2 separate regions of the Homo sapiens genome follow, and region 2 is linked to region 1. A link is an interaction called in ENCODE POLR2A ChIA-PET data of the cell type or tissue named here. Cell type or tissue: Caco-2. All regions are shown on one strand. Each heading gives the region's core, and the rest is flanking DNA. Links, peaks and the distances in the headings are about the cores only.

Region 1 (10,492 bases), core at 1,155-9,154:
CAATCTCTTAAGCTCATGATCTGCCCACCTCAGCCTCCCAAAGTGCTGGGATTACAGGTGTGAGCCACCGTGCCTGGTCTTTTTTTTTTTTTTTTTTTTTTTGAGACAGGGTTTCACTCTGTCGCCCTGGCTACAGTGCAGTGGCACGAACCAGGCTCACTGCAGCCTCAACCTCCTGAGCTCAAGCAATCCTTCCTCCTAAGCCTCCTAAGTAGCTGGGACCACAAGTGCATGCCACCACACCTGGCTAATTTTTAAAAATTTTTTTGTAGAGATGAGGTCTTGCCATGTTGCCCAGGCTGGTCTCAAACTCCTGGGCTCAAGAAATCCTGCTGCCTCAGCCTCCCAAAGTGCTGGGATTACACACATGAGCCACCACACTCAGCCATATTTTGATAAAGTTCAAAAATCATTCTTTTAAAGCAAAGAATAATAAACACAAAATTCAAGATGGTGGTCACTTCTGAGAGAGCAGGCAGGAAAGTGAATGGGAAGTACCACATAGGTACATGTAAGTTACTGGTAATATTCAAGTTCTTGGGCAAACAGTGGGCTAACGGCTGTTCATTATGATAGATGAATATTTTTTTCATGGACCAAAAATGCCAGTGTATCATGCACCACGCATTATGATTAATCCAATTCTGTGTGTCCAAAGGCCATCTTTAAAAAGTTAATACAGGCCAGGTATGGTGGCTCACGCCTGTAATGCCAATGCTTTGGGAAGCCAAGGCAGGAGGATCACTTGAGCCCAGGAGTCTGAAACCAGCCTGGGCAACATAGCAAGATCCCATCTCTACAAACAAATGAAAAAAATTAGCCAACCATTCTATTCCAGCCTAAGTGTCACAGTGAGACCCAGACTCTCAAAAGATTTTAAAAATTAATGCATTTAGAAAGAGGTGAGGAAGAATATATACTAGGTTACTGACAGATGAGACCAATGAGGCAGGAAGCAGGAGTGGAGGGGATGGAGTAGTAAGTGGTTTTTGTTTCATGTTTTATTCTGCTGTCAATTACATATTCATTTCAACAAGAAATGTTTCCTGTAATTAACCAAAGCAGTATAGCCAAATGGTTCAGTACATGCCTCCAGAGCCAGACCAGGAGAGACTGCATCTCAACTCCACCATGCCCTTGTCAGAGGAAATATGGCAAGTTACTGAACCTCTCTGTGCCTCTGTTTCTGCCTCTGAGAAGAGGGGGTGATAACAATGCCCATTTCATAGGGCCACTGTGAAGATTCACTGAGTTGGCTTATGAAAAGTATTCGTAACAGTTCCTCTACACAAGGTAAGCCCTTAATGAGACTGGCTACTATTCTTATCATTAGACTAACTTCGAACACTGATATGAGAGAGGTGAGCTCAGCAATGATCTGGTCAATGTCTGCAAATAATCCTGCACACTCTTACAGTCTTTGGGAGAAGCCCAGTGCCCTGCCCATGCCAGGAATTTACTAAACAGTTGATAAGTGAATGTATGCTGTCTCTGTTTACCCACCACTTCTGTGGCTGTCTGGATGGAGTGCTGGCAGGTGAATGCCCAACATGTCCACTCTCCGTCTTCTTCCTTATTGACCCTTTGCTCAGGGTGGCAATGGGCCCAACTGAAAAACTGTAGATGTCCTTGCAGCAAGGAGTGGCCATGTCACAAAGTTCTAGCCAAATAGTCACAAGCAGACGTCTGCTAAAGATTTCAGGGAAGGCTTTGGCTTCTTGATACAGGTGCTGTCTCCTTTCCTTAGAGCCCTGGTTCTGCCTGCCCATCACAAGGATATCAGGCTGGAGGTAGAGCAACCATTTTATGAATATGAGGCTAAGGATGGTGACCTGGAGCAGCAGAGAGAGGGTAAGGTGAGCGTCACCTTAGCCTGCTGAGCTCTGCACTTCTTACATGAGAAAATGAACCCCATGGTAGCCAGGATAGAAAGGTGCCCACAGTGGACCACACCTCCTGGAACTTGTTTTGTGATATCCCTCCCATACTGAATCTGGGCTGACTCTTCAACTCACATTAACTAACAGAATGAAGTAGAAGTGATGTGGAGCCAGTTCTAAATCTATGCCTTAAGAAGGCTCACAAAAGCCCTCAGCTGCCGTGTTATAAGTCCAGCTACAGGCTGGCCAGGCCACATGAAAGGAGAGGTCCCAAGACTATGGACAGACATGGACCCAGCCATTCCCAAGGTGCCATTTCAGTAAAGCCATGTTGAATGTTCCAACCCCATCCACCCTCTGACTGCAGCCACATAACAGACCCCAAGCAAGACCAGCAGAAGAACCATCCTGCTGAGCCCCAGTCAACCACAGGTTCACAAGAAATAAGAAACTGCTGTCATTTTAAGGCCTTAAGTTTAGGGGTGGCTTGTGGTGCAGCAATAGACAACTAGAACAAATCTCTATCTGGGTACAACGCTGTACAAGTTTCCTGAACACAAGCATAGTCCCTAACTAAAGTGCCACCTGAAAAAGAAACACACAATCAATCACAAATCCCAACAAAAATCTCTTGCACATTCTGATTTCCAACCAAGATTGTTAATATGAAAAAACATGAACTGTCCTTTCACTCTTATTTCATAATAAGTACATTAAACACAACTAATCTGGCTAAGTGTGATGAATCTATTAATTATTCTAATAATAAAAAAGCATTTAAAAAATGCTTTTTGGTTCAACACAGTGCTGGACTTGGTGAGAACCCTCCAAAAATACATCTTCTATCTGGACGAGAGGCATCATTGCACTACTGTTACTTCATATTCATTCTCAAAGGCCTAGAACTTAACAAGGTGGCCAAACAGGTTGGACATCTGCAATCTAATTAAAGAAGGTTATCAATAAAAATAATAATTTGTGGGAAAAAAAAACTCTAGGAGAAAAGGGAATGCCTATCAGTGATGTCTTGGCCAAATCAATTATGGTGCATCCACACCACTGTGTGTTACGCAGCCACTAAAAAGAGCAAATCTCAGCACTATGCAAGGACTCAGAGGCATTCCACATGGCACTGCTATGTGAGAAGAGCAAAATGCAAGAAAATAAGTGTAATATTATCTCCTATAGGATTATATAACCATGGAGAAAAATGTGGAAAGATACATACAGTCCTTGATTGTTACCATGGGTGAAGGATTGCGGGAGGATGCTGACACAGGGGTGGAACCAGGGTCGGGGGTGGGCACAAAAAAGGACAGACCGAAAATATTAAAAAGGGGCTTGAAAAGAATTCTTAAAAAGAATTGTCTTTCTTAAATCTAATTTGCTATCTATGCACTAGACACAGCACTGAGTCACCTGATCTCACTTTGACTTCTCGTTTAATCATCTATTAATTATCCCCATTTTCCAGATAAGGAACCTGTGGCCCAGAGAACTACTGTGCCCACAGTGTTGGGGCTCAGGCATTACATGAAATAAGTGTAATAGGAGAGTCCTCAACTCAACCCCAAACTCCCGCACTGGGAGCTCAAGGGACATATGTGTTAAATGTTGCAGAAGAGCTTCCCTCCTGCTCTGCACATTCTTAAAATAGCAGCAGGTCCTGACATGCGATGATGTATGCTACAGCGGCGCGAAGTCCATCAGCACCTCAGTCCCCTGGTGCCTCATGCTGGGAGAAATCCAAGAAGGCCACTGACCTCACTCATGGAGCTCAGGGAAGCCCTGCCCAGGATATTTTTACAGAATCAATTGCTGACACCGGGAGCTAGAAAATAGATGAGGACGTGTCAGCTATTACACGGTCAGATTCTTCGCGCTCACCATTTAATTAAAACTTGTTCAGCCCCAGAGCAAGAATTATTACCCATTAAAGCAGGGGAGATGGCTCAACTGTGCCTGGCTGGTTAATTGCTACTTCCCAGGCACTCCCTGGCCTCCCCCTGCAGGAACAGCAAGCAGGGGCTGGAGATACATATGAGATGTGTGTATATGGGTGGTATCTTCCACACAGTCTTCTCCACCTAAATGAACCTGACATCCTCTCCACTTACTAGGCCAAGCTTTCCTGTTCCATGCCACAGGCACCCAGGCTGCCCAGATGAGTCACTACCAGGCCTGGGCTGCACAGACTGCAGGGGTTGCAGGACAGGAAGGCAGAGGGCTGGATGCTGCAGGCAGGTGCCAGAGAGCCACTGGGTGACCAGGGGGAGGCATCTGCACATGCCGCCTCACCCACAGCCACAGGTTCCTGGAAAAGCTGACACCCTCCTCAAACCCCAAACGGGGCTGGCCACCCATCCTTGGATCATGTTGCACCTGATATAAATTCATTCATATCACAATTTAGCCCGCATCTACCACGTGCCAGGAACGGTTCTACAAGGATGGACACAAAAGTGCCTGTGCTTCTATGGAGCCTAGAGCTGGGAAGCAGAGCATAGACAAAATATGTCAAGTGGAAGTAAATGCTATGAAGAAAAATAAAGCAAAGAGTAAGGGCGAGGGTGAGGGAGAAGGTGCAATTTAATAAGGAGAGAGGCCTCATGGAGAAGGTGACATCTGAACAGAGACTTGAGGGAAGGAGGGAGGGAGGCGGCGCTGGGGAATTCTAGGGGAAGTGTTGCAGGCAGAGGGAACAGCCAGGGCAAAGTCTCCGAGGGAGGAACAGCAGGAGGCCAGTGCAGCTGGGGTACAGCAAGCAAGCAGCTGAGAGGTCACAGATGAGGTCACACAGGGAAAATGGGGGCCTGGGGTTGGGGAGGGGGGACTTGAGCACCGCTCAGTGCCCAGGCTTGAAGCAGTTTACATAGATGACTCATTGGGCACTGCTGCTAGTTCCCATTTCACAAGAAGAGGAAACTGAGGCCCAGAGAGGAAAGCGGACTCAGGCGAGACCACAGAGCTCATCTACACCAGGCTGGGATCGCCCCCAGCCCCGGCACAGAAGTCTGCATCCAGCAGGAGCTCAACTCACTAAAAGAGTCACCGATTCCTTCTCTTGGGAGAAATGTCCTCCATTTTTCTCAGTCCGTCAACACCCGGCCCACTCTTTCTTCACAGTTAGGAGCAGACAGGTAAACATTTCAGGGAGAAGAGGGGGGAAAAAAAGAGAAAACAAAAAAAGCTAACTGTCTAACTCCGGAGAGGAAGAAACATGATGAACTTTCTCTGCAAGTCACTGCCAAATTTAATGAATATCGCTCACCTGAAAGACTCCCCGAACACGGCTCTGATCACAAAGTGGGCAGGTGGCTGTCAGGGGAGCCCCAGGTGGACTCCTCCTGTCCCTGGTCCTCCCAGGGCGAGGCCACCTGCCTTGGCTCTCCAGGCCGACCTCAGTGGTGCCCGCCCCCAGCCCGCTGTGGGTGCCTGGAATGCGGAAACGGGAACCTGCCGTGCCAGCTCCTAACAGCGACTTATTCAACAGCCGCAGGAACACGCCAGCCAGCCACCGGAGTTCCCCAGGAGATGGCTGGTCGTCGTGAACAGGCGCGTTCCCAAAGAAAGCTGTTTTGCCAACATTCCCTTTGGGGGAGGGAAAGAAAAGGCCTCCTTACTCATCAGACACGTGGTCTGAGGAGTCTGAATGGGCTTGAAAGAAAGCTCAAAGGTAACAAAGGCGGCTCGCCTATTACCTCGGATTCAGGCACAGGCCACCTGTTCACTGACAGAGCCAGGGCTGGACTTGTGCCCACACCGTCCCCTGCCCTGAGCTTGCGCCTGGATGCTTCATTCAGAACCGTACAATCTAAAGGCGGGCTCCTTGGCCCGTGCAGAGGAGGCACTAGCTCACAGAGGCAATGCAGCTTAATGATTAAACACGGTCGCTGGACTCTTCCAGCCAGCTTTGGAAGCACAACTGAACGGCTTTGGCTGGCTAATAATAACAACCACAACCGGAATGCTCACTGCACAAGGCGCTGTTCTAAGTGCTACATATGAATTCTCTCTCCTAACCCTCACAGCGACCCTCTAAGGAGGAACTATCAGCATTCTTATTTTACAGATGAGAAGTTCAACGAATAAGTCATAGGCTGGAGGTCACACAGGAAGAAAGTGCTGGGGTGGGGATCTAACCCAAGCAGAGGAGCTCCAAGGTTCCAGTTTTTACCCACTACTTTATTTATTTATTTTATTTTATTTTGAGACAGAGTCTTGCTCTGTCACCCAGGCTGGATGGAGTGCAGTGATGCGATCTCAGCTCACTGCAACCTCCGCCTTCTGGATTCAAGGGATTCTCCTGCCTCAGCCTCCCAAGTAGCTGGGATTACAGGCGTGCACCATCACACCCAGCTACTTTTTTTTTTATTTTTATTAAAGACGGAGTTTCAACATGTTAGCCACGCTGGTCTTGAACTCTCAACCTCAGGAGGTCCACCTGACTTGGTCTCCCAAAGTGCTGGGATTACAGGCATGAGCCACCGCGGCCGGCCTTAACCACTACTTTAGATCTCCTCTTGTAAGAAGAAGCAGGTGCTCCCACTGGGCCTCAGTTTCCTCATCTATGAAATGGGATGAAGAGTCAGTGAGAGCTTTATTATTATTTTTGTAGAGACAAGGGTCTCACTGTGTTGTCCAGGCTGGTCTTAAACTCCTAGCTTCAAGCGATCCTCCCTCCTCAGCCTCCCAAAGCGCTGGGATTACAGGCATGAGCCACTGTGCCTGGCCAAGTGAGATCTTTATGGTGAGCACTATGCTTGTGGCTCACAAAAATGCTCAACAATCAGCTGCACTTATCACATGCTGCCCTCAGAGTCAGTCAGGTCCACTTTATTCCTTCAAAATACCGAGTAATCAGCTCAGGTCAGAGTTTAAATTCCAGGCAGCTGAAGGAAAAGAAATTAAGAAAGGCTCTTACCATCCTTCTTTTCATCCACACACACAAATGTAAACAATGTCTATTCTGAGTCAGGCACTGGGACACAGTAGTAAACAAAAACCACATAAATCCTGCCCACAGGGAGCTTATAGTCCCCTGTGAATGAACTGGCACAGAATATTCAAAGATTAGCTGATACATATTGTATGAGTGCTGCTTTGGGTCGGGTGCTGTTGGGGGTTGGGGGGGAGGGGTGTCTAAGCATGTCACGTGCTTTGATGCATTCGAATCCTCCCAACAACCTAGGAGGACAGTACCATTACCAGCTCCACCTTACAGATACGGAAACTAAGACATGCAAGGCTAAGTGGCTTGCCCAAAGTAAAACAGGGAGCCCAAGATGGATCAAGAACTTGCACTCAGCAGTCTGGCTCAGAGCCCACACTGCATTCCTCAGCCCTTTGCAATCTCAAAGGGCAATGGCTTTACAGTGTGGCCACGAGCAGTAGCAACAGGTATCCTCAGGAAATTTCAGTCTGCAAAAGGGATGGTCACTCTTCATAGATTTTTTTTGGTAAGGGGGTGCAGGATTATAAAATATTTATTATAAGTCACATTTATGCTGGGCACGGTGGCTCACACCTGTAATCTCAGCACTTTGGGAGGCTGAAGTGGGAGGATCGCTTGAGCCCCAGGAGTTCGAGACCAGCCTGGGCAACAAAGTGAGACCTCGTCTCTATGAATGATTAAAAAATTAGCCAGGCATGGGCTGGGCACGGTGGCTCACGCCTGTAATCCCAGCACTTTGGGAGGCCAAGGTGGGAGGATCATGAGGTCAGGAGATCGAGACTAACACAGTGAAACCCCGTCTCTACTAAAAATACAAAATAGCCGGGTGTGGTGGCGGGCGCCCGTAGTCCCAGCTACTCGGGAGGCTGAGGCAGGAGAATCGCTTGAACCAGGGAGTCAGAGGTTGCAGTGAGCCGAGATCGCGCCACTGCACTCCAGCCTGGGAAACAGAGTGAGACTCCAACTAAAAAAAAAAAAAAAAAATTTGCCAGGCACGGTGGCATGCACCTGTGGTCCCAGCCACATGGGAGGTTGAGGCGGGAGGATTGCTTGAGCCCAGGAGATCAAGGCTGCAGTGAGCCATGATTACACCACTGCACTCTAGCCTGGGTGACAGAACAAGACTGTCTCTAAAAACAACAAACACATACATACATACATAGATACAGACATACATACATAAAAAGTCACATTTAATATGTTAATAGCAGAGGCCACGTTCTTAAGTACTTACCATGCGCTGGCCCCTGGGGGTAAGCACTTGACTGGCATCCTCTCCTTTCATCCAAGAACAGCCCTCAGAGGGGGAAACAGCCTTTGCAAGGAAGGGTAGGAGGAGGGGGGAGGGAGTCAGGAGCAGAGAGATGGGTGAGACCCAGGTGTTTCTGGGCAGAGTGAGTGAGTGCTCTCAAAGACCTCGCACTCTAACCTTCAGACTGCTGCCTCATCACCCAACTCAAGTTTCCCTGAATTGCCAGACAGAATACTTGGTATTCCAACAAGATTCAGAGTTCTTGTGGTACTGGGACTTTGTGCACAGTTTCAAAGGTGGGCATGATTAGAGAACAAAAAGCTAAGTCCTGATTCAGGTAATTACAAAACAAAGCTGGTAAGCACGATGACAAAAATGCATGGGCATTATGCTTTCCCTGTGTTCCACTTATTTCTGCAGCAAAACCAATTGTCTGCCTACCCAATATCCCTCCCCCTTTCCCAGTCCTTTCCTAAATGGTACTCTGATTTCATTCCTGTAGCCACTCTCCTCCCTGTGCTACCTACTTCAGGTAAGGCTGGCCCCGGCTCCAGCCCCAGCCCCAGCCCCAGCCCCAGAGGGTCAATCCTAATTGGCCCTTGGCTGGTTTCTCTGGGCAGGGTCACATATCACCATGCTGGCCAATGAGATATGAGGGAAATCTGGGAGGCAGGGAATCAATGAAAGGTTTCCTCACTCTTAAAGAGATACACAGCAAGTGAGAGATGCCCTCTTTCTGCTGCTGGATGTGGCACTGTCAGTGTGTGCCAACTGGAGCCTTGGCAGTCATCTTGTGGCCATGCAGGGAGCCTAGGGACACAGGAGACACACCATGGATGGCAGAGTGGCTTGAAGGAGAGGGATGGGGTCCCTGCAGGCATTGTGGAACTGCTTAGTCAACTCCTGTGCTGCTGTGCTGCCTACCTACAGGCTTCTTTGTTATATGAGATCATAAATCTCGTTATTTCAGGCCAATTTCATTTGGGCTTCCTATTACAGTAGCTCATGGTTCTCAAAACGTGCTTCCTGGACCAGGGGCACCAGTGTCACCACAAAATGCAAATTCTCAAGCTAGACTTACAGAATCAGGAACTTACAGAATCAGATGGGGCCCAGCAATCTGTGTTTTACCTAGCCCTCTGGGGATTCTGATCCTTGCTAGGGTTTTTTGTTTTTTTTGAGACGGAGTCTCACTCATTCTGTTGCGCAGGCTGGAGTGCAGTGGCATGATCTTGGCTCACTGCAACCTCTCAGAGCCTCCCAGGTTCAAGCAATTCTCCTGCCTCAGCCTCTCGAATAGCTGGGACCACAGGTATGTGCCACCACACCCGGCTAATTTTTGCATTTTTAGTAGAGATGGGGTTTTACCATGTTGCCCAGGCTGGCCTCGAACTCCTGGCCTCAAATGATCCACCTGCCTCGGCCTCCCAGAGTGCTGGGATTACAGATGTGAGCCACCACACCTGGTCTTGCTCGGGTTTGAAAACCACTGCAGTAGCACACAGAGCTTTAGAGTTAAGATACAGCTCTGGAGTCAGACTGCCTGAATCCAAATCACGTCACCATGCTGATACACTGTTGGTGGGAATGTAAATTAGCTCAGCCACTGGGGAAAGCAGTTTGAAGATTCCTCAAAGAACTAAAAATAGAATTACCGTTCGACCCAGCAATCCCATTTCTGGGTATCTACCCAAAGGAAAAGGAACCATTCTACCAAACGACACCTGCACTCCTACGTTCATCGCAGCACTCTTCACGATAGCATGTGAATCAACCCACAAAGCCAGGGAATCAACCCGGATGCCCATCAACAGCGGACTGGACAAAGATAATGTGGTACATATATACCATGGAATACTACACAGCCATTAAACAAGAATGAAATCATGTCTATTGCAGCAACATGGATGTAGCTGGAGGCCATTATCCTAAGTGAATGAATGCACAAACAGAAAACCAAATATCCAATGTTCTTACTTCTAAGTGGGATGCTAAACATTGCGTACACGTACACACACACACACACACACCCCATGTTCTTACAAGTGAGAGCTAAACATTGCATACACACACACACACACACACACACACACACACACACACCCCATGTTCTTATTCTAAGTGGGAGCTAAACATTGCATATACACACACACCCCATGTTCTTACTTCTAAGTGGGAGCTAAACATTGGGTACGTACACACACACACACACACACACACACACACACACACACACGAACAACAGACACTGAGAATTCCAAAAACCAAGAAGGAATGGGGCAAGGGTTGAAAATCTACCTACTGGGGGCTAGGCGCAGTGGCTCACGCCTGTAATCCCAGCACTTTGGGAGACCAAGGTGGGTGGATCACCTGAGGTCAGGAGTTCAAGACCAGCCTGTCCAACAA
Region 2 (8,618 bases), core at 184-8,183, 170 kb before region 1:
TCCCAAGTGCTAAGATTACAGGCGTGAACCACCGCGCCCGGCCCCTTTTTTTTTTTTGAGATGAAGTTTTGCTCTTGTTGCCCAGGCTCGAGTACAGTGGTGTGATCTCAGCTCACTGCAACCTCTGCCTCCCAGGCTCAAGCAATTCTCCTGCCTCAGCTTCCCAAGTAGCTGAGATTACAGGCATGTGCCACCACACCTGGTTACATTTTTGTATTTTTAGTAGAGACGGGGTTTCACTACGTTGGCCAGGCTGGTCTCGAACTCCTGCCCTCAGGTGATCCACCTGCCTCAGCCTCCCAAAGTGTTGAGATTACAGGCGTGGGCCATTGCGCCCAGCCCCATATATCATATATATTTATGTACACATACACATGATAAGCACAGAGACTGCTGCAACAAATACGTCCTATGTGATACCACCTTAAGAAAAAGACCACTACCCACACTCTAACGTGAGCACCGTTTCCTAGACACACCCACCTCTCCCCAGACAGCCAACCACTATCCTGCATATTGTCTCCAGTATTCCCTTGTTTTTTTTTTTTTTCTACTGATTGATTGAGACGGAGTCTTGCTCTGTTGCCCAGGCTGGAGTGCAATGGTGCGGTCTTGGCTCACTGCAACCTCTGCCTCCCGGGTTCAAGCGATTCGCCTCAGCCTCCCAAGTAGCTGGGATTATAGGCGTGAACCACCACGCCCAGCTAATTTTTTTGTATTTTTAGTAGAGATGGGGTTTCACCATTTTGGCCAGGCTGGTCTCGAACTCCTGACCTCAGGTGATCCACCCGCCTCGGCCTCACAAAGTGCTGGGATTACAGGCATGAGCCACCATGCCCGGCCTATTTATTCTTGAGATGGGGCCTTGCTTTGTCATCCGGGCTGGAGTGTAGTGGCATGATCATAGCTCACTGCAGTCTCAAACTCCCAGGCTCAAGCAATCCACCCGCCTCAGCCTCCCAAAGTGCTGGGATCACAGGCATGAGCCACCACGCTTGGCTCTGTTTTTCTTTAGAGTTCCACTGTGTAAGAGCATATCCACCAACAATATATTGCTGGGTTTTTGTTTTTGCTTTTTTTTTTTTTTTTTTTTCAGAGACAGGGTCTTGCTTTTTTGCCCAAGCTGGTCTTGAACACCTGGCCTAAAGCAATCCTCCTTCCTTGGCCTCCCAAAATGTTGGGATTACAGGTGTGAGTCATCCTGCTGGACCTTTTTGCCAGGTGTAGTGGCTCATGTGTGTAGTTCCAGCACTTTGGGAGGCCAAGGATCCCTGGAGGCCTTGTGTTTGAGACCAGTCTGGGTAACATAGCAAGACCTTGTCTCTATAAAAAATAATAATTGGCCAGGTGTGGTGGCTCACGCCTGTAATCTCAGCACTTTGGGAGGCCGAGGTGGGCAGATCACGAGGTCAGCAGTTCAAGACCAACCTGGCCAATATAGTAAATCCCCATCTCTACTAAAAATACAAAAACTAGCAGGGAGTGATGGCTCATGCCTGTAATCCCAGTTACTTGGGACGCTGAGGCAGGAGAACTCCTTGAACCTAGGAGGCGGAGGTTGCAGTGAGCTGAGATTGCGCCACTGCACTCCAGCCTAGGCAATAGAGGCAGACTGTTTCAAAAAAAAAAAAAAAAAGAAAAGAAAAGAAAAGAAAAAAATTGTTATGTAAAAGACATCATTCAGGTCCCACTCTTCTGAGGCTTGCTGTCTTTGCGCAGCACGAAGCATGTGGCTCTCTTCCACGCTGATGCCTGTGGTGCCAGTTCATCTCCTCTGGGTGAACACGGCGCAACTCTGCCAGTGTGCACTGGGTGCACCGAGGTGCCGGTGGTTAGGGATATTCAGTCCTCTCCTGCCATGCACGTGCACATTAGACAGAGTGCATACCTAGGAGTGCAGGAGCTGAGTCACAGAGCAGCGTCTCTTCAAACTGGACTTGAATGTGCTGTACTGTTTTCCAAAGTGGCTGCACATGGCCAGGCGTGGTGGCTCATGCCTGTAATCCCAACACTTTGAGAGGCTGAGGTGGGTGGATCACTTGAGGTCAGGAGTTCGAGACCAGTCTGGCCAACACGGTGAAAGCCTGTCTCTACTAAAAATACAAAAATTAGCCAAGTGTGGTGGTGCACACCTGTAGTCACAGCTAGTTGGGAGGCTGAGGCAGGAGAATCTTGCTTGAACCTGGGAGGTAGAGGTTGCAGTGAGATGGGATCATGCCACTGCACTCCAGCCTGGGCCACAGAGTGAGACTCTGTCTCAAAAACAACAACAACAACAACAACAAGTACAACAACACGAAAAAATAAAGTGGCTGCACTTATTTGTGCTCCTACAAGTGAAGTCTGAGAGCTCCCACTGCTCCACGTCCCCACCGTGGCATCCCCAGGCCTTTTAAGCTTTGCCTGTTGAGTAGGAGTGCAGTGGTGGCTCACTGTGATCTAACCGGCCCCCTACTTACTCTTGACGTCCAGCTGGGCAGCGTACTTGGTGAAGCCCTTCAGGCAGACCTTCTCGCCGATGAGGGAGAGGAACTCCTCAAAGGCGGGGCCGGCCTCCTCATTGTTGTACATCTCCTCCTCGGAGCTCTGGCCGGCCTTGCAATAGAGGATGCCCACCTTGTGCTTCCGGCAGAGCTGCAGAGGCAAGAGTGGCTTTGTGGAGGCAGGCCAGGCAGAGATGGCAGAGGGAAGGGAGCAAGGGGTATGTCTGAGGCCTGAGGCCCTGGGAGCTGCTGGGACCACTCGGGAACCCAGAGCCATAGCCAGACAGGGGAAAACAGTGTTGGGGCATGGCAGCATGTCCCAGTTGTCCCTCCCCCTCCCTTCCACTCCAGAGAAGCACAACGAGGTATCCAGGCCGCCTCTTCTCGCTATGGCGGGTGGAGGACGGCTGGTGATGCCACACTTGCATGAAAGAGACTGTTGCCTTGGCCGGCATCCCACAGTAGGTGGACTGGGATGGGCTGAGATTCTGCAAAAGCAAAATCTGGAGGGCTCAAGGCTTATAGTCAATACCTTTTTTAGGGAGTGGGCTCCCAATAACTATGTTTGCTTTAGGTATCCCGGATCCCCCTGGTCACTGGTGACTGGGCCATGGACAGCCACCTGACCTACGCCATAGCCCAATCGATGGCTCTCCTGTGACCAGGGTCAGCCTGCTGGGGTCTGCATGTGGCTGTAATTCTAACAGACTGGGAGCTGTGGGAGAGGCAAGAGAAGCAGAGGGAGCCAGCATGTGGAGCGGGGAGGAAAGACACACTAACCCCCCACTATAGACACATATATGCATGCACACATGGGGACCTAGCAGCTATCTCACCCCCAGACAATCTCCCTCCTTTAGGAGACCCAGTTACATTCTTGCTCTTGGCACCACTAGAATTTGATTTGAATCCCTCCTTTTGCTGAAACCAGCTTAAGTAGGTTTCTGTTACTTGCAAAGAAAAAAGAAAGTGACCAAGATAGAAAAAGCTACCAGGAGTGGGGTTGCAAGGTACTGCCCCAGCAGCACCCCCACCTCCAGCCCCTGACTCACCCCTTGCTCATCGAGCTTCAGCAGTTGCTCCGTCACCTTGGGGGTGTTGAGGGCCAGCCGCAGGCAGTGGATGTTGAGCTCGGGGATGACATACTCCAGGGCATCCTTCAAGGGCAGGCCCCGCCCGGTCCCATGCTTGGTGGCTGTGGGCGTAGCATCTTCCAGGATGGAGCCCCGCAGGGTGATGAGCTACTCAAGGGAGAGAAGGGAAGGTTAGGGGGCTCTCGAGACCTAAAAAGGGATAAGAGCATAGCAGAGGTATCTTGTTTTGAAAGAGACATGTGTGATGATTGGAAGTTTGTGCTCTAAGGTCAGAAAGCCCTAAGTCTGAGCCAGAACTTGAACCTGCTGCCTCCTGGCTGTGCGGTCTTGACCAAGTGACTTCATATCTCTGAGCCTCAGCTTGCTCTTTTGTGAAATGGGTACAGGATGGTATCGTAACCTTGAAGGGGTGTTGGGAGGATTAAATGAGACAATAATGTAAACTACCTTCATTTGTTCAACATATACTGGCTGAGTGCCTCCTGTGAGGCACTGAGTCCTACTCTAGGTGCAATGAACAAAGACCCTTGTCCTTGTGGAGCTGACACTGGAATGGGGGAGATGAATTATGTAAGGCAGTAGGGAGTATAATGAAGAAAACAGGTCCTACCAGGAGGTGGGCTCTTGTCATTATTACAGTAACACTGTATTATGTACACATTACTGTAAATGCTCAAGTAAAACACCCACCTGCCTTGAATACTGGCATCATCTTGGATCTTGAACTGTGGCACTGGTTTCAGACCAGTTTCATTTAAAAAAAAAAAAAAAGGCCAGGCGTGGGTGGCTCACACCTGTAACCCCAGCACTTTGGGGAGGCCAAGGTGGGCGGATCACTTGAGGTCAGGAGTTCAAGACCACCCTGGCCAACATGGTGAAACCCCATCTCTACTAAAAATATAAAAATTAGCCAGGCATGGTGGCATGCACCTGTAATCCCAGCTACTTGGGAGGCTGAGGCAGAAGAATCACTTGAACCCAGGAGGCGGAGGTTGCAGTGAGCCAAGATCGCGCCACTGCACTCCAGTCTGGGCAACAGAGCAACACTCAGTCTGAGAAAAGAAAAGAAAAGAAGAAGAGAAGAGAAGAAAAGAAAGGAGGGAGGGTAGGAAAGAGAGAAGAGAAGAGAAGGGAAAAGAAAAGAAAAGGACAAGACAAGACAAGACACCACCAGTGATTCTAATTTGGTTGGTCTGGGATGGGGCCAGACATGCATGTTTGCATACATGGCATATTTTTAATCCTTCTCAGGTGCTTCTGATGTGCAGTCAGGGATGAAAACCTTTAGTCAAAGCCAATCACAGCCATCTCATTCCCATTCCCCAGATGTTGCTTCCCAAGTTTTTCCTATAGGCAACCATGTGATCAATTCCAGGCAATGAGATATGAGGAGAATTGTGCTTGGTGAGGACTTCTGGGGCAGATTTCCCTCTAATAAAAGGAAAGCCCCCTTTGGGAGGCCGAGGCGGGCGGACCACTTGAGGTCAGGAGTTTGAGACCAGCCTGGCCAACATGGCAAAACCCTGTCTCCATTAAAAATACAAAAATTAGCTGGGCCTGGTGGTGCATGCCTGTAATCTCAGCTACTCAGGAGGCTGTGGCAGGAGAATTGCTTGAACCTGGGAGGCGGAGGTTGCAGTGAGCCAAGATTGTGCCATTGCACTCCAGCCCGGGTGACAGAGCGAGACTGTCTCAAAAAAAAAAAAAAAAAAAAAATGAAAGCCCCTTTCCACCTGCCCACTTCTTTGTGTGATGGGCAGTGGTATGAGAATGAAATGTTTGGAGCTGTGGCAGCCAGATTGCAATCATGAGGAAAGAGACAACAAAAAGTCACAGAAGTTAATCCTTGCAGCTGCCTACGTCCAGACTTATTAGATGATTAAAGTAACCTCCCTTTGTTTTAGCTACTGGTAGTCAGGTTTTCTATCGCTTTGCAGCCAAATAAATGTCTAACTTATATACCTTAATAACAAGTCACATTTATGAAGGTGCAGTTCACTGCACTGTGCTCCAGGTACTATAGTAATAACTGTATGTATAGGTCTATTCAAGGGAGGTTTTATCTCTGATTTACAGAGAAGCAAATTGAAGTTCCAAGAGGTTACGTGCCTTATCCAAGGTCACCACAGCTGACAAAATGGCAACCAAGATTCCAACCCAGTCCTGACTTCTCCGAAGCTCGTGGTTTGTTTTGAGATATATATATTTGGTATGTGTATGGTGAGGTATATCCAAATATATAAAGTATACAGGCCAGACACAGTGGCTCACACCTGTAATCCCAGCACTTTGAGAGGCCGAGGTGGGCAGATCACCTGAGGTCAGGAGTTTGAGACCAGCTTGACCAACATGGGTGAAACCCTGTCTCTACTAAAAATACAAAAATTAGCCGGGCGTGGTGGCGCATGCCTGTAATCCCAGCTACTTGGGAGGCTGAGGCAGAAGAATCGCTTGAACCCAGGAGGAGGAGGTTGCAATGAGCTGAGATCGTGCCATTGCACTCCAGCCTGGGCAACAAGAGTGAAACTCCGTCTAAAAAAAAAGTACATAACACATAGATGTGAGGCCAAAGAAAGTATCAGAAAGCAAATACCTGGGTAATCACTATCCAAATCAAGAAATGTATTTCCAGCACCCACAGCCCATTTGTACCCCTTTTTCCTCAAAATTAACTCTATCCTGACTTTCAACACCATCATTTATATCTGTCTATTTTTGAACTTCAGGCAGTTTGTATTTTTTTATTCTTTTTTTCTTTTGAAGACAGGGTCTAACTCTGTTGCCCAGGCTGGAATGGAGTGGCACAATCATGGTTCACTGCAGCCTCGACCTCCTGGGCGCAAGAGATCCCCTGCCTCAGCCTCCTGAGCAGCTGGGACTATAGGCATGTGCCACCATGCCTGGCTAATTTTGTATATTTTTTGTAGAGACAGAGTCCCACTATGTTGCCCAGGCTGGTCTGCAACTCCTAGGCTCAAGTGATCCTCCTGCCTCGGCCTCCTGAAGTGCCAGGATTACAGGTGTGAGCCACTGCGCCCAGCCAGGCAGTTTGTATTCTTTTGTTATCTAGCTTCTTTCTCTGAATGCTACATATATGAGCTGCAGCTATGCTGTTGCGAGAGGCTGACGTTTTACTCCTTTTCACTGTTGATGAGCACCAGAACTGCTTCCAGTATTTGCCAACTGTGAATAGTGCTGTTATGAACCCTCACAGAAGCACCTCAGTGCACACGAACACCTTTTCTTTTGGGTTTATGCCTAGGATAGAAATTGCTAAATCACCAGGCATGCTAATCTTCAATTTTACTGAACTGCCAAACAGTTTTCCAAGTGGTTGTACCAATTTACACCCCACCAGCCCTGTCTGAGAGCCCCTGCTGCTCCACATCCTCACTAATACCAGCTCATGCTTGTAGCCACAGCATGCTGCTGGCCACCAGGTTATGCCATGCACTGGACCAGCACCACACCAAGAACGCACAAAGAAAAATCCCTCTCCAGGGGGCTTGTTACAAGCACCCAAAGTACACTTGGGGCTGTGGTTTAAAGACTAAGGAGGAGGCCAGGTGCGGTGGCTCACACCTCTAATCCCAGCACTTTGAGAGGTCGAGGTGGGCGGATCACTTTAGGTCAGGAGTTCGAGACCAGCCTGGCCAACGTGGTGAAACCCTGTCTCTACTAAAATAGAAAAATTAGCCAGGCATGATGGCTCATGCCTCTAATCCCAGTTACTCAGGAGGCTGAGGCAGGAGAATCACTTGAACCCAGGAGGCGGAGGTTGCAGTGAGCCAAGATTGTGCCACTGCACTCCAGCCTAGGCGACAGAGTGAGACTCCATCTCAACAACAACAACAAAAAGACTAAGGAGGATAAGTATTAACTGCAAAAACATGCTTGCCTAAGTCGACAAACACAGGAGGTGGCAAAAATAACATGTCATGACTTCGCCTCTAAGCACACAACCCACCCTCACCAAAGAGCACCTGGGCGAGAGGCATGTGTGGAAGGAATAGAATGATCCCACTTCTGGCCCCGGTAATTAACAAACAAACAAATCTCTCTTATCACAAGCACGGTAGTGTCAAAACCAATCATGAAAAGCAATGATGTTGGGGGCTTTGCCCTGTCAATCTGGGTGGCCCTGGGGTTGTGGGTTTCAGTTAAGACCAACAGGATCAGTGTCTTTATATCCTACTGACACTGTCCCACAGTGCCCTCTGCTGGGAACGAGGGACAGCACGGACCAGAAATCTTCCTTCTTCCTCCCTGGAGACGGGTGACTTACAGTCACATTTTGGCTCTGACCACCTCATCGGCGCGCACTACTTGAAAAACTCCTTCAGCACTGGCGACAGTAAGTGGGACACTGGCAGGTCATGAGTGGCCACCTCACTCTCCACCTGGTCACCCCCACCATCACCTCCCACCTGGACAGCAGCCTCCTCCAGGTCTCCCTGCCCCTGCCCTGTCCCCAGTCCATTCTTTCTACAGCTGCCTGAGTCAGATCACAGCCTTCCTCTGCTCAGAGCCTGAAAACATCTGGCATCAGCTAGTCGAGGGCAACAAATCAAGTGAGCTGTGAAAGGCACACAGTACCATGCAAACAAGGAGGTTCCAGCTGGTACAGGTTATCCCCACTCACTCCTGACTCAGACGTACTCCCCGCTTGACTCTGTGCTGGGCGGCAGGTGTACCCTTCAAGAACATTTCCTAGGAGGTTACTTAGGAGGTGGTCTGCCTGGGTTTGAATTCTAGCTCTAGCTCCTCCCTAGCTGTGTGACTCTGGGCAAGTCGCTTAATTTCCCTATTTCCTCATTGATAAAATGGGGATAAAAATGCCTGCCTCAAGGCAATGAAAGGATTCAAAAAGATCCGTGCATAATGCTTAGTGCTGTATCTTGGGTACAGAGTGAGAGCTCAATGTGTGTTAACCATTATTATCTGTAGATGTGTGTTAAATGTTTATGTACAAAGCCACATGCATAGTTAATAGTTTTAAAAATATTATTTCTTTTTTATTTATTTTGTTTTTGGAGACAGA

What was found. ChIA-PET counts read pairs that join two places held together with the same protein. Peaks named below come from ENCODE experiments on the same cell type or tissue, not always from the same donor. Only the 100,000 strongest peaks of a DNase experiment are listed, where the experiment ranks them.
Region 2: POLR2A ChIA-PET joins it to region 1 with 10 read pairs; 7 of 35 experiments call an interaction of 5 or more read pairs at or near these places.

Annotation. Positions count from the first base shown.
Region 1 is chr19:37,927,352-37,937,843 of GRCh38, reverse strand. The region is part of intron 1 of SIPA1L3 (signal induced proliferation associated 1 like 3); the gene reads right to left. Among named protein-coding and RNA genes, the nearest start is that of SIPA1L3, 25 kb to the right of the region's middle. RefSeq lists an enhancer at 4,286-4,948. In Caco-2, for the core only: no CTCF peak of the experiment used is centred there; DNase peaks (open chromatin) are centred at 1,453, 4,613, 5,323, 5,753 and 2 weaker places; H3K4me3 peaks cover 2,193 bases.
Region 2 is chr19:38,095,068-38,103,685 of GRCh38, reverse strand. It overlaps SIPA1L3 (signal induced proliferation associated 1 like 3), which reads right to left. Exons shown (of 22, transcript NM_015073.3): 5 at 3,536-3,724; 6 at 2,460-2,634. Among named protein-coding and RNA genes, the nearest start is that of SNORD152, 64 kb to the left of the region's middle. In Caco-2, for the core only: a CTCF peak has its summit at 7,796 (motif pointing left); a DNase peak (open chromatin) is centred at 7,795.